3 separate regions of the Mus musculus genome follow, and regions 1 and 3 are each linked to region 2. Evidence: chromatin loops called from intact Hi-C (ENCODE). Cell type or tissue: left cerebral cortex. All regions are shown on one strand. Links, peaks and the distances in the headings refer to the core of each region. The heading gives the core; the rest is flanking DNA.

Region 1 (10,466 bases), core at 846-8,845, 210 kb before region 2:
TATCCTTGCCCTCGCCAGGACAGGCAGGTGAAACTAAAGGCGTGTGCAGTCCTGCCTGTGCACTGAGTAGCAATGGAGCAAGAGCACACTTCTCCCGTGTGTGCCTCAGTCTCTCCCTCTGGAATGTAATGATAAATATAGTTAAAACTGGCGGGCAGATGTGATGGGTCATGCACTCATTTTCCTAGCTTTCTGTGAACGCTGCCCCCTGGGACTTAGTATTTCCATGTTTCACATCAGGAAGATGCCACAAGATGAGCTCGGTCACTTGTGTGGGTTCACAGCTATTTCTGTCCTGGGCCAGCCTCCTAACACACAGCTCTGTGTTCCTCCTGCTGCCTTAAAGGCACTGGATACCAATGGTGCTTGACAGTGCCCTACCTTTTGATACTTTGAGGCCGTTATTGGTATTAGTGATACATTTCTGTGACCTGGGGGCAGAATTGTACACTTTGCAGAAGGCTACAAGAGGACAAGAATGTTTCCTGTTTCCGGTATGACTGGCCTTCTGGACACTAATACCTGCCCACAATATCCTGAACAAGTATCAGAAAGCAAGCCCACACATGATGTGTAGTGAATCATAAAAAGTACCTCTCTGGCCTGGGTAACTAGCTGAATGCTTTTGGCCTTTTCTCCCAGGTATGTTGGGTCCTAAAGGAGAAAGGTGTCTACCACGTGAGCAGGATGCCACCAGACTTGATTGGGTTGGATGGTTGGGCCTCAAGGTTTCGCATCTAGCTGTGTAAAGACTGGGGTGGTTCCTGGGTCGGCCTCTGAACCCAGGCTTGAAGAGTCTCTGTCTATGGGCTTTGACAACTGGTTAAACTACAGAACCATGCAGGGCTCCAGGTTCCCAGTCTTTAAAGCAAAAATAATGTCTGTTTCTTGGTGGTGTTCTTGTTAGGACTGTTCCTTTGGGGGAGGCCCACGGCATCACGGGCTTCAGCACTGGAGTGCTGATGGCAACTGTCAGGAGGTAGGAGGGTTTTTGGTACTCCAGGCAGTGTGATCCTCTCTTTACACTTGACCCGATATTCTCCAAACTGCACAGGGGACACAGCTGGTAACTGAGGTGGCTGTAAACACTTTATGTTTTCACAAGCAGCTGGAGACAGTATGAAAAAGAAATAAAGACATGGTTCTCAGAGCTCCTGCAGGCAACAGCCTGTGTTGTAGAAACAGACCTTAGTGCTGAAGGTCAGGGCAGTTTATCAGGTCATGTTTCCGAATTCTCTTCACCCAGAGAGCACCCTCAAGAGGAAAATTCACATCTGTCATGTTCCCTTCTCTCCCTCCCCTTTACTTCCATCAGTAAATTCTGAAGAAATGGCTTTATCTGTGATAAACTCTGGCACACCCAAGCGATAGCAACAGGCTGGTTAAAAGGATGTGAGATCCTAGGGCAGGCTCGTGCGGTACATGAGCACCATGGTTAGGGCTGAACAGCCTTGGGTTCAAACCTCCTCCCCCCTCCTACATACTGGGCACTTCAAAAACCTTTTGTGGGCCTCCTTCCTCCCATTAAACTGTGTGCTCATGTGCTCTGAGAATATGTCAATGACTTAGAGAATTATGGTGGCTTGAAGAACCTGAAGGAAGAGCCTCTACCTCAAACTAGGGAGAGGGCATCACAGAGGGCTTCCTGGAGTAGACAGCTTCTAATTAGAGTCAGCCTGGTGATGAAGGGAATATGGCCATCCAATCAGAATAGCATTTGCAAAGCTGTAACTGACACAGCTTTGTGAGGCATCTAAGATGGTCTTGCCCTTGCCATCTTTCATGGAGAGGGTGGAGAGTGTGGGTACTATCCTGCAGTGATGGAGCTCAGGCTGCAGGGTGAGGGCTTCTATCCAGGGGTCAGTGGAGTCACCCACAGACTTGAAAGCAGGTAATCGCATGACCCAGTTTGCTGGTTTTTTTTTAAACAAACAGATTTATTCATTTATTTATTTTATGTAAGTACATTGTAGCTGTCTTCAGACACTCCAGAAGAGGGAGTCAGATCACCTTACGGATGGTTGTGAGCCACCATGTGGTTGCTGGGATTTGAACTCCGGACCTTCAGAAGAGCAGCCGGGTGCTCTTACCCACTGAGCCATCTCGCCAGCCCCGTTTGCTGGTTCTTAAGCTGGACTGCTGTTGACTTCAACTTCCTGGACTGGTCCTGACTTATCTGTCAAATGCTCCACGGAGACAATCCACTCCTCTATTGAGGGAAGCAGGGCTGCTCATCCTGACATCTTCTTTCTAGGACATTCTGTGAGAGGAGCAAGGGGAAGCCTCTAGGAATCAGACTATCAAAGCCTGGCAGAGTCTAACTACCTCTGTTGAATGGAGCAATCGCATTTTCCTCATAGACAAATTAAGGCCCGTCCAAAGTCATGAATGAGTTAGTCGCTTAAAAGGGAAGTTCTTCAGTCTAGAGCTCCGCTACAGGGGCTGTAATTGGGCATTTAACTTCCTGGCAGGTAGACTTGGTGGACATAAGCCACGGGGCTTGGAAAGCTAGTCCTAAGCTCTTGGCAGGCTCCTACACACACACACACACACACACACACACACACACACACACACACACTTTCTTAAAACCCTCTCATTTTCAGGCTGATAGGAGGGATCCCCCTTCTGTCCCCATGGGACCCTCCCAATCTCAGGAAGCCAGGGAACCAGTAAATAGCCCGGGGGGGGGGGTCACCCTCCAATGTCTGAGATGACCCCTCTTCTGTGAACTTCCACTAGCCACGCCACGCCTATCAACCCCGGCTGACAGTTGCTTGTGCTCATTTGTAGTGCTTTTATGCACTCTATGGAATATGTATCTGTTCCAAGACATCATACTCCTGCTGAACACACACACACACACACACACACACACACGCAATCACTCCTGTCTTACCATATCAACTATGGCCCTTTGTTGATTTAGGCCTTGACCTGACTGTTTATGGGTCAGACCATTTTTGAAAAGGCTATGGAGGTGAGAGTGACAGGAAGGAAAGCTCACTTGACAGCCACAAAGTTCTCCCAGAACAAATTCCGCCCTGAGGTAGACATAGATTTAAAGGAATGCATACACCCAGAAATGATGCCCCCCCGCCCACCGTCCCCGTCCCCGCCACCACCAATGCTTCTGGCTTTAGCTGGCCTTTTTCAACAAGTCTATTACAACTTTACAGCAGAAAGCCTGTCTAACCCACCTCTGTCCCCAGCATCAGTACTTAGGTCCTGAGGGAAGCTTGCAGGAGACGTGGAAGCAGGAAGAAGGGAAGGAGGGAGCAGGCTATGTTTCTCTTTTATTTATTTATTTATTTATTTATTTATTTATTTATTTTTTTTGGTATCCAGCCATACAGTACATCCCACACACAGCATGCTGGGAGTATCTTTTGCAACCAGATGCCAATGAGCAAACATCTCAGGTTCAGTCTTGCATCCTAGAATTAGAGACGTCTCCCTCTACTTCCTTTTTTTTATCAGTCCAAGAAATTGGTACATTAGGTGCCTTACTCAAGGTCACAGAGCCATTTAGCTGCTGACAGGGACAAAAGTCATGTATAGGTGGGTATTTACTGAACGATAGTTACCCCATTCAGATGGGAGTCTACCAACCTAGCCACACTTAGAAAACATGGGTTGTGACGACCTTAGCTTAGCTTGTCAATTACTAGCACTCTGGGGGTAGAGAACATTGCTAATTGTGTGTCTCTTTATCTGATGGTCTTGGGACACTGCTTGCTTAGAGAGAGCAGGGTCTTCCACCCTACCCCATCCTGAGTCCTGATCCAGCAGGGTATCCATTGCTGGACAGGAACTGCAGGTCCATTTAATGGCCTGAGGCTTTTACTTCGTTATTATTACTACCATTGACTTTAAAAATATGGAAGTCAGAGTGATTCCTCTGAACACCAGTAAAACCACCACCAGACTCCAGATTTTTCTTTTTGTGACCACTCACTAGAATTCTGCTCCAGGCATTCAGGTCCCCACACCATCTTGGCTGTTTTGAGCCACAGGCTTTGCTCACAGCAGCCGCTGGCCTGAATATCCTGTGCCTCCCTGTTGACCACATTGGGCAGAAGCACCCAATTCCAGCCCTTGTTCTTCCTCGAAGTTTCCTAGACAACTGCATCTGCATGCTTGGTAACCTGGAGAAACGTGGGGACCACGACGTGAGTGCACTGCACTGGACTGAGCAGAGGCATCTTCCCTCAGTCAGCTTTCCTCTGTGTCAAGCATTCTAGTGACCTCACAGTGAGCCAAACCTATTGAAAGTCAGCTCAGGGGCAGGACATTCTCAGGCATGCAGTCAGAGACAGAGAATGATCTGCAACCAAGAGTGGAACAAACAGGAAAATCATACAGTAGCTGTCTACCCGACTTCTGCCACTGTGGGGCATGCTTCTGGGACAAACCATACGCATTTGCCAGCTTCCCTGGCTGTGTCCTGCCAGCACAGCTACCAGGACTCTGGGAAACACCCCTTCCTCATTTCTAGCCCCCTAAGAGGGAAGCACTGTGCCATACAGTGGGGCTTTGACATGTACTGCCCTGCTGTTCTAACCTGTAATGCACCCATTGTCATAGTCTGGGTGTTTCCTCTGCCTCACATAAATGAGAGAGCGAAGCAACCATCTTGCAACCTGAAGGCTCTGTGTTCCTCCCAGCATGAAAAGTTCTGCAGGGGCTACCCCACCCCCAGGTCCTTCCCTCTCCCTATGTTCAACTAGTGTGTCAGACAAAATACCATTGAGAATTCCTGTACACTGGCCATTAAGGGACGCCAGTGAAAGTGAACAACAGACATTGCATACAGGGAGAAAGTGAATGAACAGAAAACATACCCAAGAGCGGCCCTTCACCCTCTGCTCACACCACGGCTTGCTTTTAGATTGGAATCCATTCTAGATAGAAACGTGATACTAATGATAGCTCTCTCTAACTGTAGCACGGGACTTTGCAGTTTGCCAGCTACTACCGTGTACCTCTGACAGGTGACAAAGTTAAAACTCAAGTCAAATAAATTGTCCGTGACACCACAGCTTAAAGGAGGCCGACCTGAGATCAGAAGCGGGGCTGTCAGATGCCGCCGTGAACTGTGGTGACAAAGAACTCTCTGGTCTGTCTAAATTGGTCTTGCAGGCCAAGGTTCATTAGCTAAGCACCCGGCGCCTCTGCATCACCATCCCACGAGTCAGTGGTGGTCGATGGCATTTTAATGGAAGCCAAATAATTCTTTCTGTTGGCATGCTCGGGCAACTAGAGTTTTTGTGTTTTATGATAATTAAATACCATCATCTTTCAGAGACGGCGATCTTCAGGGCCCAATTAATGACTGCAGTGCACAGTAGGGTCATCATTAACTCTGAAGCAAAGAGAGCTTTGGGCACCTGTCTGTGGTTTGGCAAGAGTTGGCACGTTTGGAGCACCTGACCTGGCACTCTTTCTTGAAGCTATCTTTGATGTCTTTAGGTCTCTGTGCTTGGGTCTCACGACTGAGCCAAAGCTATGAAAGTTTATGCTTTTTTTGTTTTTTTCTCATGAGAGTGGCCTACTCCACTGCAAACCATTTCCTAGGAAGGCACCCTGCCATTGCTCTGGGGCACGCTTGTGCCTCTACTTCCCACCCACTTCCACATCCTCCACCAGCCTCCAAGCTTCCGCCAGTGTTAACGTGGCCATAGCTCCAGCTCCTACCTTCCCAGGGACAACCCTGTTTTCTAGTCTTTCACATCCAGGCAGCCAGCACCTGGGCCTGCTTCACTATCCATGCCCCACCCCCAACCTCTACCATCCACACTGTTGATTCAGAGTGCATCTAGCACCATGCTCTCTGAGGCCTCTGACACCATGCACACTCCTAATTCTCAGCCTGGAGTGACCACTGTGACACAGGCCATGTGTCACCTCTCATGCTTTCTTTCTGAACCCCAAGAGCTAAAGACCTCAAACTGCCACTCTCTATGCCTCTGGGTGCTCCGGGGGCTGGAGTACAAAGTGATAAGGATGATAGCCATCAACACTTGTCGGGTCCTCCCTGTATAGCAGACATTGTTGGGTGCACTTAGCCTGTCCTGATCCACTTGATGGACACAAGGGAAGGATTTCACACTCCAGGTTTGATGCCAGTCTGCCCAAGTTCAAATTCTGGCTCTGTCGATTAATAGTTTTCTAAGTGTGAGCAAGTGCTTTCTGTGAGGACTAACAATAGTCTCTTCTTTTCGGAGCTGTTACAGGATTTCCGAAGTAAAGCACTTAGTGTCTGTCACTTAGTAAGCCCTCAATCTGTGTGAACTAGTATGTATGATAACCTCACGCACAGTTCATGTCCCTAGGTGCTGTCTAACTAGATGGACCATCTCCAATTTGACCATGTCTGTGACCATGTTCTCTACCTTTAGTTGGCGTCTCTATCACATACACATTTTCTAAGTGAGTGAGCAGCTGAAGGCTTGAAGAAGTAGCAACCTGCCCTGATGTCACATCACCTGTCAGAGGCCAAAGCTGTTCTGTGACACTCCTGGGCTGCGCCCTGTGCTCTTTCAACCAGCCACCACCTGAAACTGACACATCAGGGATGGGGTGTATCTTTATATGAGGGCCGATCGGTCCCTGAACCAAGCAGAGGGCTCCCCCAGGGCCTCCCGTGAGCCCAGGAGAGAGAGATTGGTATCGGTCCTCACTTGCTCTGAGAGGCTCGTCTAAGGCATCAAGGACCCTTTCCCTTTCAAACCCTGAAGTCTTAGGTACATAGCTCGGAGGGTCCAGGCCAGGCATTCTGGTCACTTTTCTGATCTGTGTTGAACTCCAGGCGCTTTTCTGGCTTCTGGGAGCCAGAAGATTGGTCCCAGTGAAATCCATCAGCCACAGGGAAAGGGCGCTGCCTGCTGCCTGCTGCCCTTCTGTGCAGTATTTCCCTATTCTTCCTTTGCATTTCTTTTTTTTTCTTTTTTCTTTTTTCTTTTTTTAGAACTTCTGTGTAAAATGCTGAAGTCATCTCCATGGTGACATTTAGTGCTATTTATGGTTTATTCATTCATGTGCCTTTATCATTATTGTGGACTAGCAGCTATGGTTTGCAGGAATGGGATGTAGAGCCATGACAGGGCACTTGTCTTGCACAGATGAGGCCCTGGGTTTAGTCCCCAGGGCAGGAAAGAAAATAGCATATAGTTGAAATGCTGTATGCCAGGCACTGTGCTGAGCACCTCACATGCGGCATCTCATTTGAATCTCAAAACACCCTTATATGGTAGGTATTTTCTCTAGAAAGAAATCTCCAGAAAACTGCAACTCTGAAGGTCAGTGACTTGATGGATATCATAGAGGTTTTAAAAAAATGCTACATTAAATTTTTTACATTTATTTATGGGTGTGTGTATATGTGTGAATGCATGTGTGTATGTGTGTATGTACATGTATATGTGTGTGTGTATGTATATATATATATATATATATATATATGTGCATGCGCCTGTCTGTGCGTGTGTGTGTGTGAAAGCATGCATGAAAAGAGCAGTCAGGAAACACCTTGCCAGACCCACAGTCACAGCTTGTAAGTGGAAGAAACAAAACTTGACCTCAGAGCTGTGGGACACCAAGGCCCAGTACCTTTCTGTCATCCATGGCTCTGTTCAGCACTCACAGGAACCTCTCTATGCCTTCTGAGAGTCAGCAGAGACACCAGTGTTCAAGGTTTCTGCACATATAAAATAAGAGAAGATACTGGAGAACCCTGACAACTGTGTGTGCGTGCGTGTGTTTATGGCAGAGGCAGGGAGATCCCTTTGAGTTTAAAGTCCATCTGGTTTACATAGTTCAGTGGTCCTCAGTCTTCCTAATGCTGCAACCCTGTAACACAGTTCTTCATGTTGTGGTGACCCCCAACCATATAATTACTTAGTTGCTACTTCATAACTGGAATTTTGTTACTGTGATGAATCATAATGTAGACGTCTGATATGCAGGATATCTGATACACCACCCCAGTGAAAGGGTCATTTGACCCCCAAAGGGGTTATGACCCCGCAGGTTGAGAACCTCGGACATAGTTTTGAGAGCTACGTAGGAGTCCTGTCTCAAATGGAAAGTGCTGCTGGAGGAGCGCTGGGCACAGCAAATGGCCCCCAGCCACGTTTACTTTCTCCATCAAAGGCTGCTTGTTCACTGAGAGAGGCGTGGATACTCGACCTGCCCAGGTCAGATTGACTTCCATGGTCTCACCTCTCCCCTCAAGGGACAACTGTGCTAACTCTCTTCTGACCGAGGACTTCAGCATCTTCAGGGCACAGTGGGCTTCATCCACACTCGATGGTCTCTGGGGACCCTCCTTTCCTGCACTGATGTTTCAGTCCCTTGAACCACCTCCACCATTCCTGACCTTTGGGGGTCGCGTGGCTGGAGAAGGTATTGTAGTGGAGCTGATGAGAGAAGAGGCTGGGAGGCAGGAGTACCTCAGAGCCCAACCCAGACTTTGCACTACAGGTAGCATCTTGGAATGTGTCCCCTTTGGATAGATTATCAATCATGTCCTTCTCCCTTCTACTTCTAACCTACTCCCCCAGTTTCCCACCACATTTACTTTGTATCTCGTTACCATAAAAGGTCAAGACTGATATATCTTCCATTAATATATTTTGGTCCTGTCGACTGCCAATTTGGTATCATTGTAGTACTATAATCTCAGGAACAAATGCCCTTCCTATTTCACAGATATGAAAACTGAGGCTCAAAGAGGTTCAGTGACTTGTCCAGGGTTGTATGTTTACTAAATGGTAGAATCCTAGACTGGATTCTAACTTCCTGACTTCTTCCCAATCATACAGCCTTGTGAGAGTAGCTTAGGTGAAGGGGAAATATTCACTCCCAGGCCTGCCATCATTACAGCGAAGTTTGCTTTATTTCTTTGCAAAGAGAATCTGCTTTACCACATTCCCATAGGAACTCACATTATCCACTCCAAGACCAGCTTTTTGGTTTGGTTTGGTTTGGTTTGGTTTGGTTTGGTTTGGTTTGGTTTGGTTTGGTTTTAACACATGTTGCTCTGGGTAACTGAAAGGACTAAATAAAATATTTATCTCAGTCTTCTCATCTGTATGGGGCACAGAACATCATTTGGCACACAGTGTGTGCTCAGTAAGTGTACTGGTGGGTTTTATGCACCCAGACACAGCATGGCTCACTGTGCTCAAAAGCCCTCCTCATAGCCCTCCTTGCCCCAAGGCAGGCTGCTCTCCACCGTCATGGGGCACGTGCTTCGTACAGACAGAGCTCTGCCCTAGCCCTGTGTTTTTAGGTTTGTCAGACTCTCAGCTAACTGTTCATTGCACTTATTTATCTTGTTAATTTCCTTTACTATGCACCATTTATAGGACCAGTGATTCTCACACTGAACCATGCATCCCTCACCCAGGGGCTCTGTAAAGTCAGATTCCTGGGTCCCTACCCCAGGGTTCTTGTGGCTCAGGGTGCCAGACCTTCCATCTCAAACACACTCACTCTCAAGTGAGGAAGCCACTGGTGAGAGACTGGGCTCTAAAGACCCAAACCCTAAACATGTGACAGATCAAAGGTGAAGTTGTTGGTCGGAATAATGTTGCTGATATTGACAACTGGAGTCTTACGTGCTCAAGCCTGCTCTCCCTCTCAAAAAATTCTTTCCTATTACTCTCCTAAAGTCTATGTTCAGTGGGGTGGGAGTTTTTATTTTGTTTATTGGCCCAGCACATGCAGAGAACAGGAGTTCGGAGCTATCTGTGAACCTCTGATTTGATTGAATGAATTACTATGTGATTTGCTAGTACTGGACACACTCATTCTCTCCCCTGTAGTCTGTTTGTCCCCCAGGGGCCTCACCCAGCCAGTAGCCCACTGACCATGACTGCTTGTTTCCTAGATCATCCCAGCAGCCTGCAGAACCACCCTCGGCTCCGGACGCCTCCTCCACCACTGCCCCACGCCCATACCCCCAACCAGCACCACGCGGCCTCCATCAACTCCTTGAACAGGGGCAACTTCACCCCAAGGAGCAACCCCAGCCCAGCACCCACAGACCACTCACTCTCTGGGGAGCCCCCAGCAGGCAGCGCCCAGGAGCCAACCCATGCCCAGGACAACTGGCTACTCAACAGTAACATCCCACTGGAAACCAGGTGGGTCCCAGTGGACTGAGGCTGGGTGGGCATGGGTGGGCTAGGTGGGCAGAGGGCAGACCAGCTGGACACTATGGTCCATTGGTGACCAGACCAGCAGGGAACATGTCTCTACCACATATCTGTTCATTGAAGCTGGTATGAAGTACCTGGCCTCTGGCTGCTATTCTCCAATGGTAGAAGGAGAGAGCTCTGGGAGGCTAGGATTTTAGAACCCACCAGGGCTGAGGTTCAGTGCTAGCCTGCTGCTTACTAAAGGTATGTGTTGTTCCAATTGATAGACTCACAAACATCACCTGCCTTGTCTAGGCAATG
Region 2 (10,466 bases), core at 1,438-9,437:
AATTTCTTAAAAGTACCTAAATTCAGAAGTTGGGGGTGGGGGTGGGCATGGTCGTTTGGATAGCTAGATCTAGCCTAGTTATGTGATGACTAGTTGTCTAGATCCAGACTCTTCACTTTGTTTCTTGTCCCACTCAACAGTTGAGGGTCCCAGGCTCTGCTTGTCTCTGCGTATGCTAGAGAGCAATGTACTGTTATAGGGCTACAAGACAGATGATGGAGGTCGTCCCATGCCCTGAAAAGCCACTCCTGGAGAGGGCAGACACTGGCGCAATGAGAGCACTTATAGAACAAGGTTGTCCCTTACCATTCCAGCCTGCCCTATCCCACAGTGGGCCCATGACTTGCTACCACATAAAAAGTGAGGAGAAGTCTAAAGTGCCCTTCCCAAACATGGTCTATATGTTATAGGCACAGGGAAGCCTCAGATGCTGTTTAGGCTTTGAGGGCATCAGGCTGTGTTTTAGAGTGTCCCTTCTTTCTTGAATAGAAATACCAAGGTCAGAAGTCTGGATCAGGGAAGGCCGTAGGGATGCAGAACACCACTTTTCTAAGCCTTCCGTTTCTTTCCTTTAAGTTGTGGGTACTTGGGCTCTCATTCCTTCTCCCACCTCCTTCATCTATGATTTTCTTCTCCCTCCAGTCCATGGTGCTTCATCTCCACAGCCAGAGGCAGTACATCTTCGAGTTTGACAAGAATGACCGCCTCTCTTCTGTGACCATGCCCAACGTAGCCCGGCAGACGCTGGAGACCATCCGCTCAGTGGGCTACTACAGGAACATCTACCAGCCCCCGGAAGGCAACGCCTCAGTCATTCAGGACTTCACTGAGGATGGACACCTGTTACATACCTTCTACTTGGGCACCGGCCGCCGGGTGATTTACAAGTATGGCAAGTTGTCAAAGCTGGCCGAGACTCTGTATGACACCACTAAGGTAAGCTTCACCTACGACGAGACCGCAGGGATGCTGAAGACTGTCAACCTACAGAATGAGGGCTTCACCTGCACTATCCGCTACCGTCAGATTGGGCCCCTGATTGATCGGCAGATCTTCCGTTTCACGGAAGAAGGCATGGTCAATGCCCGTTTTGATTACAACTATGACAACAGTTTCCGTGTGACTAGCATGCAGGCTGTGATCAATGAGACCCCACTGCCCATTGACCTCTACCGCTATGATGATGTGTCAGGGAAGACAGAGCAGTTTGGGAAGTTTGGTGTCATCTACTACGACATCAACCAGATCATTACCACAGCCGTCATGACCCACACCAAGCACTTTGATGCTTATGGCAGGATGAAGGAAGTACAGTATGAGATTTTCCGGTCACTCATGTACTGGATGACTGTTCAGTATGATAACATGGGACGGGTAGTGAAGAAGGAGCTGAAGGTGGGACCCTATGCCAACACTACCCGCTACTCCTATGAGTATGATGCTGATGGCCAGCTGCAGACAGTCTCCATCAATGACAAGCCACTCTGGCGCTACAGCTATGACCTCAATGGGAACCTACACTTGCTGAGCCCTGGGAACAGCGCACGGCTCACACCACTACGGTATGACCTCCGTGACCGCATCACTAGGCTGGGTGATGTACAGTACAAGATGGATGAGGATGGCTTCCTGAGGCAGCGGGGTGGGGATGTCTTCGAGTACAATTCAGCCGGGCTGCTCATCAAAGCCTACAACCGGGCTAGTGGGTGGAGTGTCAGGTACCGATACGATGGGCTGGGACGCCGAGTATCCAGCAAGAGCAGCCACAGCCACCACCTGCAGTTCTTCTACGCAGACCTGACCAACCCCACCAAGGTCACCCACCTCTACAACCACTCCAGCTCTGAGATTACATCCCTCTACTATGATCTGCAAGGACACCTCTTTGCCATGGAGCTGAGCAGTGGCGATGAGTTTTACATAGCTTGTGACAACATCGGGACCCCGCTTGCTGTCTTCAGTGGAACTGGCTTGATGATTAAGCAGATCCTATACACGGCCTATGGGGAGATCTACATGGACACAAACCCCAACTTCCAGATCATCATCGGCTACCACGGCGGCCTCTATGATCCACTCACCAAGCTTGTCCACATGGGCCGACGGGATTATGATGTGCTGGCTGGACGCTGGACAAGCCCAGACCATGAACTCTGGAAACGCCTGAGTAGCAACAGCATCGTGCCTTTTCATCTCTACATGTTTAAGAACAACAACCCCATCAGCAACTCTCAGGACATCAAGTGCTTCATGACAGGTGAGGATTGAGGTATACCCGAGGTCAGGACCTACCCCATTGCTCCTTGAGAAAACTGGTATGGGGTCATGGGGGACACTGGCTATCTCTAAAGACATCATCTCCCAAAGTCTATGAAAAGAAACACTAGTTTGGAGACTATTCTGAAAATAATGACCACCATTATCGCCTTTGTTTTTTTTTTTAGAAAACTTTTCCTTTTCATTTATTTTCTCTATCCTGACTATAGTTTTCCCTCCCTCCTCTATCCCTAGTCTTTCCTCCCTACCTCTTCTTTTCGCCCCATAATCACCCTACCTTCACCTCCCCTCAGAAAAGAGCAGGCCTTCCAGGGACATCAACCAAATACTGCGAAACAAACTGCAGTGACACCAGGCACATCACATTGAGGCTGATGAGCCAACCAGTAAGAGGAAAAGGGTCCCAAAGGCAGGCAAGAGAGCTAGAAACAGTCCCTGCTCCCTCTATTAGTAAATCCCACAAGAACACGGAGCTACACAACCATAACAGAGGACAAAGTCGGACCTATTCAGGATCCCTGGTCTTCATGAGCCCACTTGAGTCCTGGTCAGTTGATTCTGTGGGCCCTGTTCTTGTGGTAGGACGGCCATTCTTAATTTTTCATACTACACTTCAGTTTATGAAGGCTCTAAGAGACTCTGTAGTAAAAAAAAAAAAAAAAAGTGCTCTTTGGTTTACTTACCTACGTTTCTAAATTATTTCTCCATAAAATCCTAATGCCTCACTAGAAACAGCCTTTAGAATGCTCTCTGGAAGTTTCTGAAATGGAAATCAAGCTGGGTATGAGAATATGGGTTAAGGTGTGTCTAAAATAAAATCAGATTTTTTGACTTATGATGATGGAAAGTACAGATTTTTTTGAGGCAGACAGAGCTAAGGGAATGGACCAGCCATTTCTTAACTGTGACATATTATTTTACTGCTCCAAAGTTTTAGTTTCCTGGGCTTAGTTTAATAGAATACCACAGTCTGTATGGTGGTTCACACTGTTATCCCAGCACTGAGAAGGCAGAGGCAGAGGCAGAGGCAGAGGCAGAGGCAGAGAGGCAGAGAGGCAGAGAGAGAGGCAGAGAGGCAGAGAGGCAGAGAGGCAGAGAGGCAGAGAGAGAGGCAGGAGAGGCAGGAGAGGCAGGAGAGGCAGGAGAGGCAGGAAGAGAGGCAGAGGAGGCACAGAGAGGCAGAGAGGCAGAGAGGCAGACAGGCTGACAGGCTGACAGGCAGACAGGCAGACAGGCAGACAGGCAGACAGGCAGACAGGCAGACAGGCAGACAGGCAGACAGGCAGACAGGCAGAGGCAGAGAGGCAGAGGCAGAGGCAGAGGCAAGCAGGGGTCTCTATGAGGTCAAGGCTAGCCTAATCTATATAATGAGTTCCAGGCCAGCCAGGGCTATATAGTAAGACCCTGACCCTGTCTCAAGATAAATAAAATAGTTAGAATACCTACTAATAATTCTGTTTGGATAAATGTTTATATGTTATGCTAGAGCAACTATTAGAAACCTAAAAACTAAAACAGATAAGCCAAGGGTGTGGTGGAGATATAGGGGTCAGGAGAGAGTTCTAGGCCAGTTTGGGCTGTTGAAGATCCTGTTGTTTTTTTGTTTGTTTGTTTGTTTTTTGTTGTTGTTGTTGTTGTTTAAAAATTGAATCAGACACAAATAGACATCATTAATAAGTCAGCAATCAAAGATAAACTAGAAGATTAAGAAAACACCCAGAGTTCAGTTGGTAGAGTACTTTCTAACATGCACAAAGCCCTGGGTTAAATTCCAACATTCAGGAGGTTGAGTCTGGGTGATCAAGAGTTCTACATCATCTTTGACTGCTTAGTGAGTCTGAGGCTAGCCTGGGATATGTGATACCACCACATCTCAAAATGTGTATGTGGTAGTGGTGGTGGTGGTGGTGTGTACATGCATACCATACATATTATATGTATGCATGTATGTATGTATGTATGATATGTATGTTCATACACACACATCCATACCACCACCACCAACGGTGACGTGAGATACACATACCTAACATAGCTCATGCTGGTTCCCTTTCTGCCCTTTTGCTTTAAAGGGAAAGTCACCTTTCATTCCTCTGAAACCAACTTGAGTATAGAGTGTCTCAAGGGTCCTGCAGACCTCTCAGACTGCTACCGTCCCTCAGCAGGCGACACAGGGAGAGCTCTGTGGGATCCAAATAAAGCCAGCCAGGTCCTTGTGAGAATTTACACTGAGAAAACCTGCTAACCTCGTGATCGAGCCATTCACCCCCTTTTTGCAACTGTTCCCTTCACCCCACCCCTCCCGGTTCCAGACATGAGAATACAGAAATTATTCCCGCCCTCCAGAATTCCTCACTATCAGAGGAAATGCACACTCTGGTCCATCGTGAGGGGCCATGAGGAAGATTTGCACAGATGGCCATTAAATCACAGAAGGCTAGCAACCGGCTCTGCCCACAGGGTTCTGGGAAGCCTTCAGGGAGTAGCGGCTGATCCTCGAGGCTGGCTCCTGTATAGGTTGCATCAAGTAGTAGGGAGAAAGGCATTCTGGAGAGAGGGGTCAACATTCACAAAACTGGAAACAGGGCATTGTGGCTAGCTCACAGATGCTATAGCTGAAAGCAATAGGAGAATTCCCTTTTTTCCAGGGGAAAAAGCATCTAGGTTGTTCTATTAAGAGGAAGAGTCCCAGTCAAGGACTAGAAGGAGACCAAGGTGGTACACAGATGTCATGGAAGCATACCTGGGACCTGGGGGGTAAACACATATATTTTGACAGCGTTGCCAGCCTTTACCATGCTCAACTTGGCTGCTAGCACTACAGAGCCTTGACAGACTAGGATGACATTTCCATTACATCTGTCTGCACAAAGCACGCCCCCTGCCTCACCCTCCAGTGGGTTTCCTGTGAGACATTTTGGCATGTTACTATAGCTGGGGAGAAAAAAAATACTGTAATAGGAAATGTAATTTTCCATAAAAAAATTGTTAAAGCTTGCCAAAAATTACTGCCCTCCCCCTCTTCCTTTGTACACAACCATATGCATATAGTCTCCTTCCAGAACAGCACTGGCGTGATTAAACACTCCCTGCCGAGCACTCGCAGATACGGTCTCCTTTAAGCCTGGCAACAGCTCTGTGAGATCACGACAGACAATTATCTGCATTCTACAGATGAGACACGTGAGACCCTGGAGGACCAAGGGTCTGCAAAGAGTCACACGGGACAGGGCTCTCTGGTTTCAGAACATTTCCCGTGATAATCACCCAGCCTCTAAATCCTGCTTTCTAACACAGCTCTCAACTATCCAAGGGGCACCTTACATTTTCAGTTTGTGTTTCATTTCCCAGACAGTTAAATCCAGCAAATATCATATTGGTTATCCCTTCTCTGTGCCAGACCCACGCTAAGGATCCAAAAGGGAAGAAGGCTTGGCGCCTGCCTTCATGGAACACATGCCCCCTTTCACAAATGTCCTTGACTGTGAGCCCACCTTAAGAAAAAGAGTTGTGGAGCTAGAAACGTAGCTCAGTCTGTAGGGTGCTTGTTAGCATGTGTGAAGTCCTGGACTCCATCCCCAGCACCAAATAAAGTAGGTGTTGTGTTTGCATTCCTGTAACCTCCGTATTCCAGAGGTGGAGGCTGGGGGATGGGAAGTTCAAGGTCACTCTTGCCTACACAGCCTGAATAGGAGGTGAGAACCTACCTCGAAAAAGAAAAAAAAAATCTATTTTATATCACTATAAAACACTAAAACCAAAGGTTTGCACAGCAGTCCTTAAGTTTGGTATCTATATATTTTTCCAGTCTAGTGTATTCCACTTCAACAAAAATACTGGTCATGACCCCAAAATTGATTTTACCTACGAAGTGGATCCTGTGGCACATGAAAAAGATATTTGCCATCTAAACAATCAAGCTTTCAGAACATCAGAAATGCTTTGCAGTGGCTAATGTGATTCTGCTGACTCTCACTATACCTCACCTTTTACCTTCTCTGTGGGCTAACCGTATCCTCAAACATACTCAAAGGTCCTGAGGTGTACTCCGCCTAGGTAGGCCTGGGTCATGAGACAATGGAGCAATTACCAGGATTGAAGAGGACAGAATGCACTGATTGGATGATCCTGGATCACATGGTCCAACAGAGAAAGAGTGCAGAATTGGATCATGGGGAGGCGACCCTAAAATGTCCACCATGGGTCTGTGTCACACATCATCGTGCTGAGTCTTGGCCTGAGACTTGCGCTTGGGGGAAACCCACACAGACAGCGAAGTTCAGGATTGATAAAGTAACCCTTCCACAAAGACACTGGGAAGCCAGCCTTAGAACCTGTGGTGTCAGACTTCAGAATACTTAGCAGTTTTGGGGTTTTTGTTTTTGTTTATTCTAATACATTCTGTGAAGAACAAAGGCATGCGCTGGTGAAAGGGCTTCATATCGCTTGTGTTTTATTCCTCCCCTGCGGCAGCAGTGCCTTTTGGGACTGACAGGTAACTCACGGAGCTTTTCAAGAGGAAGGAAGCACTTGCCCCTGAGGTTGTAAGAGTACAATTCCCAGCTCTTCTGAAAAGCCTGGTAGGAAAGCTAGCTAATAAATAGATCTCTGACATTTTCCTGAAAGACATGATAGCAAAGCTTCCGCCTTCTGTCTTCCATCACTCATAGGTCAAGCCCAGCCCTCTCCTGTGCCCCCTGCTTTCCTAGGGACTGAGCGCTATTCCAGATAACCACAAAATCCCTATGCACATTCTCAGCCTCAAGCAAAAGGGCTTTGTGAGGTGTTCTCTCCGTGTGTGTGTGTGTGTGTGTGTGTGTGTGTGTGTGTTCTGTTTGTTTTAATTTCCCAAAGATCTGTGTGCAGAGAATCCTAGGATGAAAGACTCCTGGAAACTCAAGTGAGAAAAGGGCCATGGACAAAAGCCTTCCAAGCCTCTGTTATAAATTAAAAAACAGGGATCTTGGGATACATAATGACAGAAACACACACACACACACACACACACACACACACACACACACACACATACACACACACACCGTGAGCTAGTACCTGATCTGGATATTATACACTAAATCCAATGTTTTAGGGGCAAGCTTGGAACTGCTTCTGCTACAGAGTAGAAGTTAAGATTCTCCAAGTTCACTGTTGGTACCCTGAGAAGCCAGCATGTGGGTTTGTGTGGCCTTAACTGCCACACTCTTTCCCTTCCTGTTTACAATCTGGATCTTCGCAGCAAGGCTGAGTGAGGAGTTAAACCTGGGTCCTAGTGGAGGGGCCTAGGACAACCAAAAACCAACCAACCAACCAACCAACCAACCAATCAACCAAATAAGGCAAGGTCAAATGTGAGCTGCCTAGATGGGAGAGATACATGGGTCACAGGAGTATCATGAACACAACTGTTGACACCCACAAATCATTCCCTCTCAGCAGCTTCCAGAGGGGGCCACTTCCTCCTTGGCCTAGGTCATCAATGGGACCTCCCAGCAGAGATGTGTTTCTGTTGGAAAGAAACAAAAGGCACCTGGCTCCGAGGCAGGCCTTAAAACCTTGTACACCACCACCACCCCACTCTAGTTTTCTGAGTCTCCTTTGTGGCCCACCTCAACCCCCATGCAAGGTCATGGCTTTTGGTTTCTCTATTTGGTTGGTTACCTAGATGGTCTGTTGTCATCCTCGGTTTTGCTTTGCTTTCTTTTGAGATAGATTTCACCGTAACCTAGGCTAGCCATAAACTCACCATGTAGCTAAGGATAGCCTTCAACTTCTGCTCCTCCTGCCTCCACCTCCTGGGTGCTGGAATTTCAGGCATCATTCTGCGGAGTTCTCAGGACTGAACCCAGGTCTTCATGCACTCTGGACAAGCACTCTACCAACCCAGGATCATAGACTTCTGGTTCCATTCTTCATTGAGTCAAATGCCCACCGAAAAACCTTATCTATAACTCGCAACTCCAAGGAATGTGATTAATAAGCTTAGAAGCAGGCAGGCTAAGGCACTGGGAGGTCGAGTGACTTCCTTGTGCTGTCAGAAAAGACAAACAGGAAAGCCCTTTGATCTGAACCAACCAGCACCATGCCCAGAAGCGCTTTGGCCTGAGGCTACAAAAAGGGTGGGGAAAGGAGGGGCAGCTTGTTTCTTAAGTGAATTTTTTTCTTTTCAGAGTCAGCCATTAAAATCCTTTCTTGGATCTGACTGACCTTTGCAAGGGTTTCCTACTGCTGACGGGGCTGGGGGTGGGCCTGGGAGAGCTGCATCCTCTGGGAGGGCACTACCTCTGGGTAAGCAGATGAGGGGTGAGAGTCATGAAGACATCTGGAAGCTTGGGCGCTGCCTAGGCTTCATCTCTCTTGGATCTACCCCCTTGAGGAGGACTCTGGGCATGCACCTGGCAGAGGGATTGCTGGGACCCAGCAGCACAGTTGGCTTTAAGACCAACCAGGACATTATTTCCATAAAGTGTAGCAGTCAGCTCTGTCACCTTCCCCTTGTGGCCCCTGGTTATTGGCTTGCTTACTCCCCAAGCTTATTTCTGCTTCTCTCCACCCAGATGTCAACAGCTGGCTCCTCACCTTTGGATTCCAGCTGCACAACGTGATACCTGGCTATCCCAAGCCAGACACAGATGCCATGGAACCCTCCTACGAGCTCGTACACACACAGATGAAAACTCAGGAATGGGACAACAGCAAGGTAATGCTCCACATGACAGCCACACATTGGCTGTTCTGACCCTGACGCAGGGGCCCCACCAATTGTGCAGGAACACCAAGCCAGGGATGGAAACTGAGGGATGCAGTGCCTTCATGATCCCTACCAGACAACTTTCAACAGACAGAAAACTATGGCTAGGCAGGCCCCAAGGACCCAACTGTAGCAGCACATGGACACCCACAGGCTGCATGAAAGAGTTTTTCATAATCCACCGTGTTCAGAGTACAACAAAAAATAACCAGCCTTTGTCACTATGCGGGCAAAAGCCCTGAGAGAAAAGGAGTGTTCTGAATGCAGATGGGATTCTTTTTTGAGCACCCGATGAACTTGGCTTTGAGTAACATTCTACTTACGTTAGCTCACAAATATGCCAGGCTGTTATTCTTCTCATTGTACAGGATTAATGCTTGCAACCATTCAAACCCAGGTTTGTCCATTTCGTGTCATCTGGCTGAGCGTGACTAGCAGGGCCATAAGAGGGGGGAAAAAAAGTTACATTTTCTTATCTCCCTTTTATGACCTAATTTCAAAGACTCTGAATTATATGGCTGGGAAAAAAATTTTATAACAATCTCGTCACACCTGCTGATCACTTCACGTATTGCTCATGCCAACCTCAGCCTCCATTCATAAATTCTGTATCTGGATTCTGTGTCCAGCCCGGTACTGTGGCCCATGAAATGCAAGGGTGGGTTAGCAGAAACCAAGCCTAGGGGATGCCAGCTCAGAGACAGTAAACTCCGGGGAGCGGCCCCAATGTCACATGGCCCGATCCTGTGCTTGGAAACCCAGCCACCCCGGTTCTTTTCCTCCCCCTCCTGCTCCTCCTACCTCGGTACACACACCTCCACTCTTTTGAGAGAGACATTGCGTTCGTGTGCGTCCCTCTCTGAACCTGGAGCTCACAGATTCAGACAAGCTGGCCAAAAGGTCCAGTGGTCTGCCTTTACCTGTCTCCACAGCCCTGATGTTACAGCCATGTGCCTCCATGCTCGGCTCCTTACCTGGGTATTTGGGGACCTGAGCTGAGGTCCTTCTGCTTGTGGGTAAGCTAACTGAGCCAGTCCCCCAGTACCATGTCCCTATTTCTTGTTCCAGGCTAAATCCATTAGGCTCATCCGAGCTACCTCCTCCCAGACTTGCAGATGAGTCTGCTCAGGTGGTGTGCTCTGTTCCACCTTCGTTTTCTTTCTTATTCCTTCACTAGATTCTAAATCCCAACAGGCTAAGTTACAGGTTAAGGGTCTCAGTCAGTGTCCAGCATGCAGACTAGCACATTGTAGGTGCTTTAGTGACTCAGTGACTGAACCATGTAAACAGCTCATTTCATAAAGAGGCTAGGCTCAGGGAAATTTACTTAAAGGTGTTCTGCTGAAAAATGACAGAAGGTGACAATGAACCTAAGTCTGCCTGGCCACAGAGCCCATCCTCTTTCTGCCCTAGCCTGTCCCAGACCCGACCCCAGCCC
Region 3 (10,466 bases), core at 1,132-9,131, 230 kb before region 2:
TTAGGCTCCAGGGATCTTCTTGTAGCCACTTCTATAGCACTGGGATTATAACCACATACCACCATGCTTGGGTGTTTATGTGAGACCTGGGGATGGAATTCAGGTGCTTTTGCTCAAATGTTGCAGATGGAACAACTTCCCCAGCCCCTTATTTCATTTGTTTGTTGTTTATTTTTGTTTGCTTTTTTTTTTTTTTTTTTTTTTTTTTACATTAGTACCCTCCTGGGAACTTCTCACAAGACTTGTATATAGTACAACAATACATTTCTGGTATTTGTGTAGCACAATCGTTCTGAAATTCTGCAAATGTAAATACCGTCGGCTCTCACTGCCAAGTGGAGGGAGGACCATGAACACTCTGCTCTTCCTTCTCCCTCAGACCTCCGAGGCCCAGGATTTAGGCGCGCCCTTCATGCACAAAGCACTCTTCTGCAGGTTTGTGAACAACAGTTTCGGAGATGCCCTGGGCCACATTTCCAACCTCATTTTTAAAAAAAATCACAATGATGAAAAATAATTTCCGAAGAAGAGATGGGGTTTTGAAGGGCACTTTAAACGGTGCTTTTCTAATTAAGGGATCTCTGCAGCTGAGTGAAAATATACAGCAGTTTCTAGTTCCCTTGTCTCCAGCTTAGGGGCTCCATCTTGAGTCAGACCCGCGGGCTCTAATCAGCTGGGTGGTACCCCTCTTCCCCAGCTACCTGCTCACTCCCGCACAATGCCTCCTGACAGGCAAGAGCAGTGGATATTGAAATGCTCAAGTTAGTGGGCACTTGCATTTTCGTGCGTTGAGCTTTCTGGTCTTACCACATCTGCTGGCCTAGCATTTGCTTGATATTATCAAGTTAGCTAACCTCCCTCAACTTCGATTTCCTGATCTTGAGAATGAGAAAGAGGATCCCTGCCTCAGACAACCGTGTAGAATAATAGTTCGAGGCACATAGACTGCACTATCCACTAGTCTCTAAGAGATGACCGTCTTCCAGGGACTAGCAAGCCCCATTCCCCAGTGCCTCCAAACTGCATATCAAGAGAACACAGGTACATCTACACAGCTGCCATTAGCCTAATAAAGCTACTCATTACCGAGTTAATTGCACCCTTTAAGATTTTTATTTATTTTCTCTCTTTCACTTTCCTTTCAATAAAAATACTTAACTTGGCAATAATAATAAGCAGTAAACAACCCTGTAAGGAAGCCATTATTGCTCCCAATTTATAAATGAGGAAAACAGGGCTCAGAGTGAAGCTATATTAAGACCTCGTATTTTCTGGCTCCCAAGTTCATTTTCTTGAGATTGCACCAGGAATGACAAGATCCTCATGTCACCCACACTCCAACTTAACTAACAGTTGTGGGCATGTGCAGGGCGCCAGACATTAAGACACATTCCAGCCCTCCAGGAACTCACCTCCTAGCTGAAGGAGATGAACTGCCCACATGAAACTTGCAAGGCAGCCCTATAACACCTCATTTGTCCCTCACTGGCGAATGAGCTGTTAGGTTAAGTGGATTTTACAGATGGAATCACAGAACTTTAACTCAGAGGAGCCTTAGAGATAGCACCGGATGCACAACTTCACTGTCTCAAGGGAGCAAGCGATGCCTTCAGGCCACTGGGTGACTGGTTCAGAGGGTCTGTCCAACCACAGTCGATTTTAGACGAGAATTCAGCTCCTATAACTCCCTGGACAGGATTTTAAAAACATATTAACAATTTTCTTGAGGCATGTATTTCTTTGGAACGTGGAAGTATGAACTTCTTTGCCAGAGGGATGGTTCCTATCTAAACCTATTTGCACATGTGTTAGTGTATGTGTCAGACTCTATGTTAGTGCACCGTGCAAGGACACAGCGATGCCTCTGAACTTTCTGAAGAAGGTATGGAAGTCTGTCCTGTGTGTTTCTGTGGACCAGATATCTGCCTCTTGCCCAAGCTCCTTAGCTCTTGTTCTGCATTCAGTATCATTTTTCTGTTTTTTTCCTATACACACACACACACCACCACCACCACCACCAACAACAACAACAACATCAACAACAACACACACACATACTAGACATACACACCACACACATACACATCACACACACACACATATACCACACACAGTTACTCCATACACACATACACCCACACACGCACACACACACACAAAGTGGAACAAAGCATGCTAACTATGTAATTAAACACATTTGCTTGGCTCATTAGCTTCAAACAAAGTATCTTATTTTTCTGAGTCCATTCCTCACCTGTAAAGTGGGCAGAGTACAACAGCTCTACTCACAGAGCAGAGGCCCAGGGAGTTAAAAGGTTCCTAGGGCTTAATAGATGTTTAGTTCCCACCTTCCCCTTCCTGCTTTCCAAGGGGTCAAGAAACTCTTCAAAGTCACGTGTTTCCTCACTCACAAAGTGCACACAGATACACAAACAAAACCAGAATAACACAATCCCCTCTACACTGTAAATCAAAAGTTTCTTGCCCCCCCCCCCCACCCCCTGCCACAAACCAAAGCAAAATAATCCACATGGAATATGTCTGGTTTCTTCCTCCCAAGAGAATTAAAGCAGGCTTTAACACAAAGCATAATTCATATCATCTCCTGATCTTGGGCCGTAGCACCTCATGAAAACTATTAACACATCTCCCACCGCCTACTTTATGAACTCATATAAAAGCAGATCAGGTGAGCGCTCTCAAGGTAGTGGCTGGATCCCTGAAGTATGTGAAATCTGACCTCATGTGAGGCAGTTGTGTGCTAGTCACTCTGGGAAGTAGGCAGAGCTCATGGGATGTGCCGGAGCGGTCCCCACTGCACCAAAGACTCACTCACAGCATGAGTGGAGAGGAGCCCCTAGTTCTTCTAGTTCAACCCCCAAATGGTAAAGAAATTATGGAATGGGTAAAAGGGTCTGGGTAGAAGTCCCCGATGGGACTTTGTGCTGAGGGTCCTCCAGCGGTGTCCCTCTGTTTGTTCCCTTTTCCAGGGCTGGATTCACCATGAGGACCAGTGCTTCCGTCACTGGCAAAAGTCCTGCCCTGTGCCATGTCGTAGTTAAGACGGTCCTTTTATTACTTTTAGAAGTAGTTTTCAGAGACATAAGGGAGGTCTAATCTTTACTGTGCCTGCTGCTAGGAGCCCGATGAGCAGATCTCCCTTTCCTATGAAGGGATTATAAACTCCAGCCTGCAGTCGGTAGATGGAAATAGATTGAGTAAGGTCCCTGACCTCTTCCCAAGCACAGCCAGGGTGAGGGGAACTCACATTTGTGTCTCTTCTGGTCACAGATAGGTGCTCCTACCCTGAACTACAGGAACAGAGGTCTGGGTACCCTGGACCAGACCCAGAAGTGTCCCTGACACTTCAGAAGCCAGCTGGGGTTATCACCCTCTGCATCCTTGCTTCCTCAGTAGCTCCTTGGTCTCCCTGCTGCCTCTAAGACTTAAATCGAATGAATCCACAGCAACACTCTTTGGGTGTTGCAAAATCTCATCTGCCTTTACCAGGGTCGAGAGTTTGGAGAGTATTCGCATGTCTTGCCTGGGGCTTGAATAAAAGTAACAAGGAGCACAGGCCAACAAAGAAAGCAAATGTGGGCAGCCAACCTTGTAACCTCAGCTAATCTTTAATTGTGCCTTAATTGAAGGCTATGAAGTAGATACAGGAAGAGGAATAATAATATGTTGAGTCTATTCAGCATGTTAACCCCCCCAAACCTATATTATAATAGTAATTGCTGATGCTTTACTGCACCCCACCTAGGTACAGGGACTGGGTAACTTCTTTGTAATATCTTTCTTTTCTTTCTCCCTCTGCTTCTGAGGAGAGTAGGGTCCTTTCAATCAGAAAAGGAAAACAAGTCTCACTTGTCCAGAGGAGAAGCACTGAGCAGCCCCCACTCCCAGAGTCAGGCTCCGCCGTGGCCCACTGCAGCCCCGATTTATACGAGTACTGCCTGCAGCAGGCACTTGTGCCCTGAGATTGGTTGCCAACTTCCTTATGCTCTAGTCTTCGCAGGACACCCCACTCACCTCTTTAGGACATTCAATGGCAACTGTATTGAAACCCAAGCCCAGTGACTTTGTGATGTTTGTCGTACCATCTCCCTTGTGCAAAAGAGGAAACTAGGATGTAGAAGATTTCTAGACTTAGCTTGGTCAGCCAGTCCCCCAGTGAGGCAGCTGGGCATTGGTGATATTTATTCTGCCATTTTCTTAGAACACATCCGGGATTCTGCCCCCCACCCGCGTGTGCGAGCCCCCCCCCCCCACTAGCCTGTCATTGCCAAACCTGGCCTGATGAGCTTCATGGTCATGTGGAACTGGCCTAAGACCTCCCAGAGCTGGAGCCTCCACAACTCAGGAGAGTGTTTTTCTTGGTCCATTTGCTTTGTAGGTTGTTCATTTCACTTTGCCACAATTGTGGGTTTTGTTAAGTTCAAGCAGTTGGGTTGGCCATCTCCATGTCTGTTAAGTTCATCTGATTAGCTCTTCTTCCAAGTGCCAGGCAGTCTACTAGGTGTCAGCATTACTCCAGAATTTTTGTCATAACCATAGAGGCAGACTGACCTTGAACTTCTGATCCTCCTGCCTCCACCTCTCAAGTAAAGAGATTACAGGTGAGCGCCATTACACAGTGCCTGGAATGAAACTCAGGACTTCCTGCATTCCTGGTGAACACTTTCAACTTAACCACATCCCTAGCTCCTAACATCATTTCTAGCTGAAGTGCAGGGGTCTTGTTAACCTGCTTAGGGTCACATAGCTAATCGGGAGCGTCTGGTTTAAGAAGCAAAACTTTCCCATTGCAAATGATGATGACTTTACCCCTTTAGCAGCATCAGGACCCGAAGCTAGTCACCACACACTGATGGGGGACAATAACCCTAACTCCCTGGGTGTTTTGTCAAGATTAAATAAGATGACATTTTGCCAAAAGCCTGTGGATACTGGCAAATGCCTTTTCTTTCCTTGAGGTCTCCACGGCCAGTACTTCTCACTAGATACATCTGATGCAAGTGCAGGCATCGTTCCCCCGCTGCATCTCTTTTATATTATTTCATAGTGGAGAAAGGCAGAGCTCTAGGCTGTGTGCTTTAAAATGGGACAGCCCAGCTCACACATAGTCACTTCCTACAGCACCTCCCTCCAAGGCTTTGGGTGTCCTTTGTCATGCAGCAGTGCTGCTGGTGGTATTCAGTGTTAGCATGCCTTTTAAAAAGGCTGGCTTTGGGCTAGGGACATGCTTTATCTGGTAAAAATGCTTGCTGCATAAATAGGAGGACTTGAATTAAGATTCCAGCAATAACATAAAAGCTGGACTTGGTGATGTGTCATGCCTGTAATCCCAGCACCTGGCAGGAAAGGAAGAAATAGGCTTGCTGGGGCTTCCTGTCCAGCCAGTCCGGCTAATCAGTGCAGTTCAGGGAGAGATCCTGTCTTGAATAATAAGGAAAATCCATAGAAGAAGACACCTGATATCATCAGCCTCTGGCCTCCAAACATGCATTATGGACATGGGCAGTCATAGTGTGTGTGTGTGTGTGTGTGTGTGTGTGTGTGTGTGTGTGTGTGTGTGTTTACACAGTAAAAGAGAGATAATGAGGAATCTTGCAGACTATACTTGGAAGGTGCGGGCAGAGTGCTAATCACCGTGTACTGTGTAACCTTCCTTGTGATTGGTGGGCAGAGAGAACCCATATAACACTCCAGCACTTTGAGAGCTTCTGGGTAAGTGCCCTGACCTCCCTAAAAGGGAGCATGAATGGGCTCTGGGAGGATTGCTAGCAGCCATCACAAGGATGAAGTGAAATTTCAAATTACATTAGCTGTTTGCTTAAGGAACAACAGATGAGGCCCTGTGGATTCTTAAATCCTGTTGGCAGTGCAGCAGAAGGAAAGTACAACCATTTGGAACCTTCCCCTGGACCCTATGCAGTCTGGGCTGCAAAGATGACCTTTTAATGACAGCATCCTGCCTCCAAACGGTCAGAGTGTGGCAAATTGTTTGCTAGGGGCCTGGTTTTAATCATTGCTTCAATCAGAAGAAAGGGCTCAGATCCACATCATTCTAGGGTGGGGTGTTCTTCTAGCTAGGTGTCAGGGTGATATTTATCACATTTGAGAGTTTTTGGTTTTGTTTTGTTTGTTTGTTTGTTTGTTTGTTTGAGGACCCACAGTGGCCCATGAACAGAATTTCATCTTCTGAAGGATTCTTGCACTAGACTCAGAGACCTGAAGTCATTGTCAAAAATACACATACCCAAAAGAAAAATAACTCTTAGCTCTGTGTAAAAGAAAGGACAAGTGTCTCAAAGCACATATCTATGAATGCTAAGATCAACCTGAAAGCCACTGCCCTCATTATATGACAGCTGACTAGTTGCAGGGAAAGATATTTGTTGGAGCCACACATAGGTTTTAAATAAAGTAATGTCATCAAAGCAGCTTCCAGAAGTTTGATCAATTAGTTTCTTTCTCATTTAAGAATCTTAACTATCATTTCACCATATTAAAACTATACGATGTATACCTATAATAAATGTGTTCATCGTATCAATATGAAAAAGTAGGCAGAGTATAGAAATTAACTGATGTCACAAGCTTTGTGTTTGTTTATTTTAAATATTAATGTTGTTTGCTTTTGAAATTTTTGTTTGTGTGTATATGTGAGTATCTTTGTGTATGTGCACATGTGTATGCAGGTATGGAGGCTAGAAGACACTGTCAGAGTTGGAGGTATTTGTGAACTGCCAAATTTGGGTGCTGGGATTTGAACTCTGGTCCTCATGGTTAAGCAGTAGGAGATTAAACAGGATACTAGATTCTCACATCATAGGCAGTCCTAGAACTTCCTTCCTGGGCATTGCCAGCTCAGCGGGCTCTTCTCTAGTTCTGGAAGCAAATCCCTCTCTATAAGGCTCTCCTCATAAAATTGAAATCCACTCAGGACAGAGGCTCATAGCTGTTCCACTTTGTCTAAGTTTAATCCTGTGAGCAGCCCACAAATGTACTTGTGTTCCCCAGTTCATAATCAAAATTTAATTAGAAGAACCTTTGCTGGTAAAATAGATGGCAGAGAAGCCTTTGTTTTCAATGTTTGGTGGCTTTTTAAAAAGCACTTTTTTTGTACCCAAATGACAAAGTCTGGGGGTAGTGAACTTTTGACATAAGGAAAATAAATCCTTCAAAAGAAAATCTACGGCCACTTGAGGCTTGGCCTCGCCCCAGCAGGAATTTAGGAACAGTTATAACTGGACCCCCCTTACCAGCTCCCTCATGGGTCCAAATCCTTGGCTTAATGCTTGCATTTCCATAATAAAAGCCACCATCTCTCATTTCATCACTAACTTCCCAGGAACCCTTTAAAGACCCAGGCAGCGCCATTGTAGGAGGATTTCCCTGGGTCCTTCTCTGCCCTCCCTCTTGTCCCCTCTGAACCTGTGGGTTTTTCCAAGGGAGAGATTAAAGCAGTAGCAAGGAGCTGTTTAATTAAACTCTCCCCCTCCCGTCTCCAAAGTTGCTGGAGACTTTTTTTTTTTTTTGACTTCTCCTTGGCAATGCCTAATCACTGTAATTTAGCAGATTCTGTAATTACTCACCACACACGGAAGCAGTTTGATGGCTGTTTCTTTGTCCTGCCTATTCCAACCTCAACTGACAGCTGAGTTCACCCTGTGAATGTCTAAAACAGCCTGGTGGGAGGCAGTGAGGTGCAAATTCGCCAGTGAGCTTTGAAAGAGTCTGGGTTATAAGTAAAAGGGCTAAAGGCATGGACTAGCCCTTTGTGCAGATCCTAGGAGGGTGGTTAGTACTTGCTGAATTTTTGTATCTGTACATTTAGAATAAAAGTCTACTTGCAGGACAGTTGAGAGCAAAGGGGAAGAAACGTGGCCCTGGCTGTGGGGCACCCAGGGCCCACTCCACCATGTTCTTGCCTGAACCTGAGACCTACAGCGAAGGAAGCCCACTCCAGCCTCAGATGCTCAGTCTCCATTGTACACCTGAGCAAAGAGGGACCAGACGGGCTCTGACAATTGCTTGGGGATCCAGTTCTATGTCAAGACCGACTCTTGCTAGGATTCTGTCCTGTGCAGAAGGCCTCTCCTTAGCCCCTACCTAGTTATGACATAATTATAGGCTAGACTTAATACCATTAATTGTGAAGGAAAGGATATTCGAAAAGTTATGCAATATATGCAGTCACACAGCCAGGAAATGGGAAACGTGATCTTTCATACATGGACGTGATTGCAAAGCTACATTTGTAACCTCCACACTTGTGGCTTCTAAAATATAGTTCTTTTCTGGTTTTCTTTCTATTGTACTTTTAAAAACAAATAGGTTGTTTTTGTATAGTATATTCTGATGATGGTTTTCCCTCCCTCAGCTCTTCCCAGATCCTCTGCACTTCACCTATCCAAGGCCACACCCTTTCTTTCTCTTTCTCATTAGAATACAAACGGGCATCTAAAAAATAAGATAAAATAAAAACAAACAAACCAGAATAGGACAAACACAATAAACAAACAGACAACAGAAATGAGACAAAGAAAAAGCACAAGAAACACACCCGGATACTGAAACCCACACATCCATACACAGAGAAAACATGTAAAACTTAAATCAGAAACCATAATATATAAGCAAAAGATATATAAGGGGGGAAGCCTAAATAAAGCATTGTGAGATGAAAATAAATTAATTCCTCCAAAAATACCATTGAGTTTGTTTTGTGTTGGTCATCTATCTCTGGGCATGGCCTGCCCTTGAGTGTGATTTGTATACCTAGGGAGACTCTGCTGGAGAAATAAGTTTTCCTTTCTGGGTGGTTATCAATTGGAAATAGATTCTGGGTTAGGGATGGGTCTTGTGCCTTCTTCTCCTCTCAGCACTGGGACCTTATCTGGCTTAGACCTGTGCAGGCCCTGTGTGTACTGCCACAGTCTCTATGAGTTTAGAAGCTGCAGAATAGTACATTAAGAAAGACCATGGCCCCACGCCTTCTGCTTACAGGGGCAACCTGGAGCAGAGTAGCCATGATGATGGTAGCTTTGGAAAAAGTAGTGACACCCTTCACCCTGCAAGGGGAATCTGTGTATGGATGGAAGGACCAATGGGAGATGGGAGACTGGGATTTGGAGGCTCCCTTATAGAAGACCTGGGGACATTGGAAAAACAGACTTAGAAGAGGCATGTCCTTCTGCCATCAGGAGGTTGGAATGGGAGCCTTACAGTCTCCAGGGGATTGTAGCAGATAGATGGATGGAAAGGGGCAGTGAGTATGGTATTCTTGGCACTCTTTTCTCCTTCCCAACACTGCCCCATCACCTCCTAAACCATGGTCTAACCCAGGTGAAATGTCCCAGCATTTGGGAGGCAGAGGTAGGAAAATCATAAGTTCAAGATCATCTTGAGCTATACAAGTTCAAGGTTAGCCTGGATTACAGGTGACCTTCTCAAAAGAAAGAAATCTATGGCCCTAAAAAATACTACCAGCACTGCCTAGTAAGGAAGCCAAGTCCAGTTGGTAATATCTCCAACTCCAGGGGGTAATAATGACCCTTCAAATGAGAAAGGAATTGCCTTCCCTGTGCCAGGCAAGCTTTTCAGATGAACAGAGACCATATATGGAGCAGCTGACACAGTGATGAGGATCTGAGATAGAAGCACCCCCTGTAGCTCTCCAGTAGCCATCCTTATCACACCTACAAGGAGACTCCTCACAGGCTGTTGGCCCCCTGGATGGATGATAACCACCTAAGCAAATGGTCCACCCTGACTGATGTCAGGACCTACCATGCTCCCCATCCAGAGCTTGCTGAAGGAGCACACTTGTTGCCACTGAGCATCAGAGAAGCCCAGGGCTTCTAAGAAAGACCTACAAGAGACACACTTAAAGCAGGTCTCCAGCTGAAAGCGCTGCCCAGGCTGAGTCCTCATTCCTTACCTTGATATCTGTATAAACTGTGCATCTTCAACTATGCTCTTACTTTTCGCCCGATTTCTGTTCTTTTAAATTGATTATCTTTTATCTCTTACAGTGTATATGAAACAAATGCACTTTGCTTGTTTTATATTTTAAAAAAAAGAGACTCTTGTCCGAGATGGATAGGTGATATCTATGCCTGCTCAGGTGCCATCTTTGTAGTAGAATCTGCACTTTGACATGTCTCCTGGTCTGAAGGACACCATTAGTGAGGGTGACAGAGATCTTGCACACATCATGTACATTTTCAAAGCAAAGAGCCCTTTAACTTAACAGGAGCACATGAGTGCCAGTCATGTACATGTCTGGGACATGAGCAGCCAGCCTCTGCGTGGATGGGACACCCATCCCTCCTCGGTTTGGAGTGAAAGCTCCTATAACAGAAACCCCAGGCTCATTCAGCCTTCTATTCTAACCTCATTCCTTCAGGAGGGCTTTAATTTTGATCTGTTTCAACTTTTCTCCCGTTGCCACG

What was found. Peaks named below come from ENCODE experiments on the same cell type or tissue, not always from the same donor. Only the 100,000 strongest peaks of a DNase experiment are listed, where the experiment ranks them.
Region 1: a loop joins it to region 2, with 2.2 times the contacts of the local background. A loop is called at or near these places in 2 of 42 quality-filtered maps.
Region 3: a loop joins it to region 2, with 2.3 times the contacts of the local background. A loop is called at or near these places in 3 of 42 quality-filtered maps.

The regions. Positions count from the first base shown.
Region 1 is chr7:96,684,875-96,695,340 of GRCm38, forward strand. Tenm4 (teneurin transmembrane protein 4) reads left to right here. Exons shown (of 33, transcript NM_001310762.1): 8 at 9,896-10,151. Among named protein-coding and RNA genes, the nearest start is that of Gm15413, 110 kb to the right of the region's middle. In left cerebral cortex, for the core only: CTCF peaks have their summits at 4,425 and 6,889; DNase peaks (open chromatin) are centred at 6,873 and 7,158; H3K27ac peaks cover 697 bases.
Region 2 is chr7:96,894,011-96,904,476 of GRCm38, forward strand. It overlaps Tenm4 (teneurin transmembrane protein 4), which reads left to right. Exons shown (of 33, transcript NM_001310762.1): 31 at 643-2,257; 32 at 8,835-8,977. Among named protein-coding and RNA genes, the nearest start is that of Gm22226, 21 kb to the right of the region's middle. In left cerebral cortex, for the core only: no CTCF peak of the experiment used is centred there; DNase peaks (open chromatin) are centred at 4,775, 5,239 and 9,271; H3K27ac peaks cover 669 bases.
Region 3 is chr7:96,665,133-96,675,598 of GRCm38, forward strand. All of the region lies in intron 7 of Tenm4 (teneurin transmembrane protein 4), which reads left to right. Among named protein-coding and RNA genes, the nearest start is that of Gm15413, 130 kb to the right of the region's middle. In left cerebral cortex, for the core only: no CTCF peak of the experiment used is centred there; DNase peaks (open chromatin) are centred at 1,407, 5,181 and 7,677.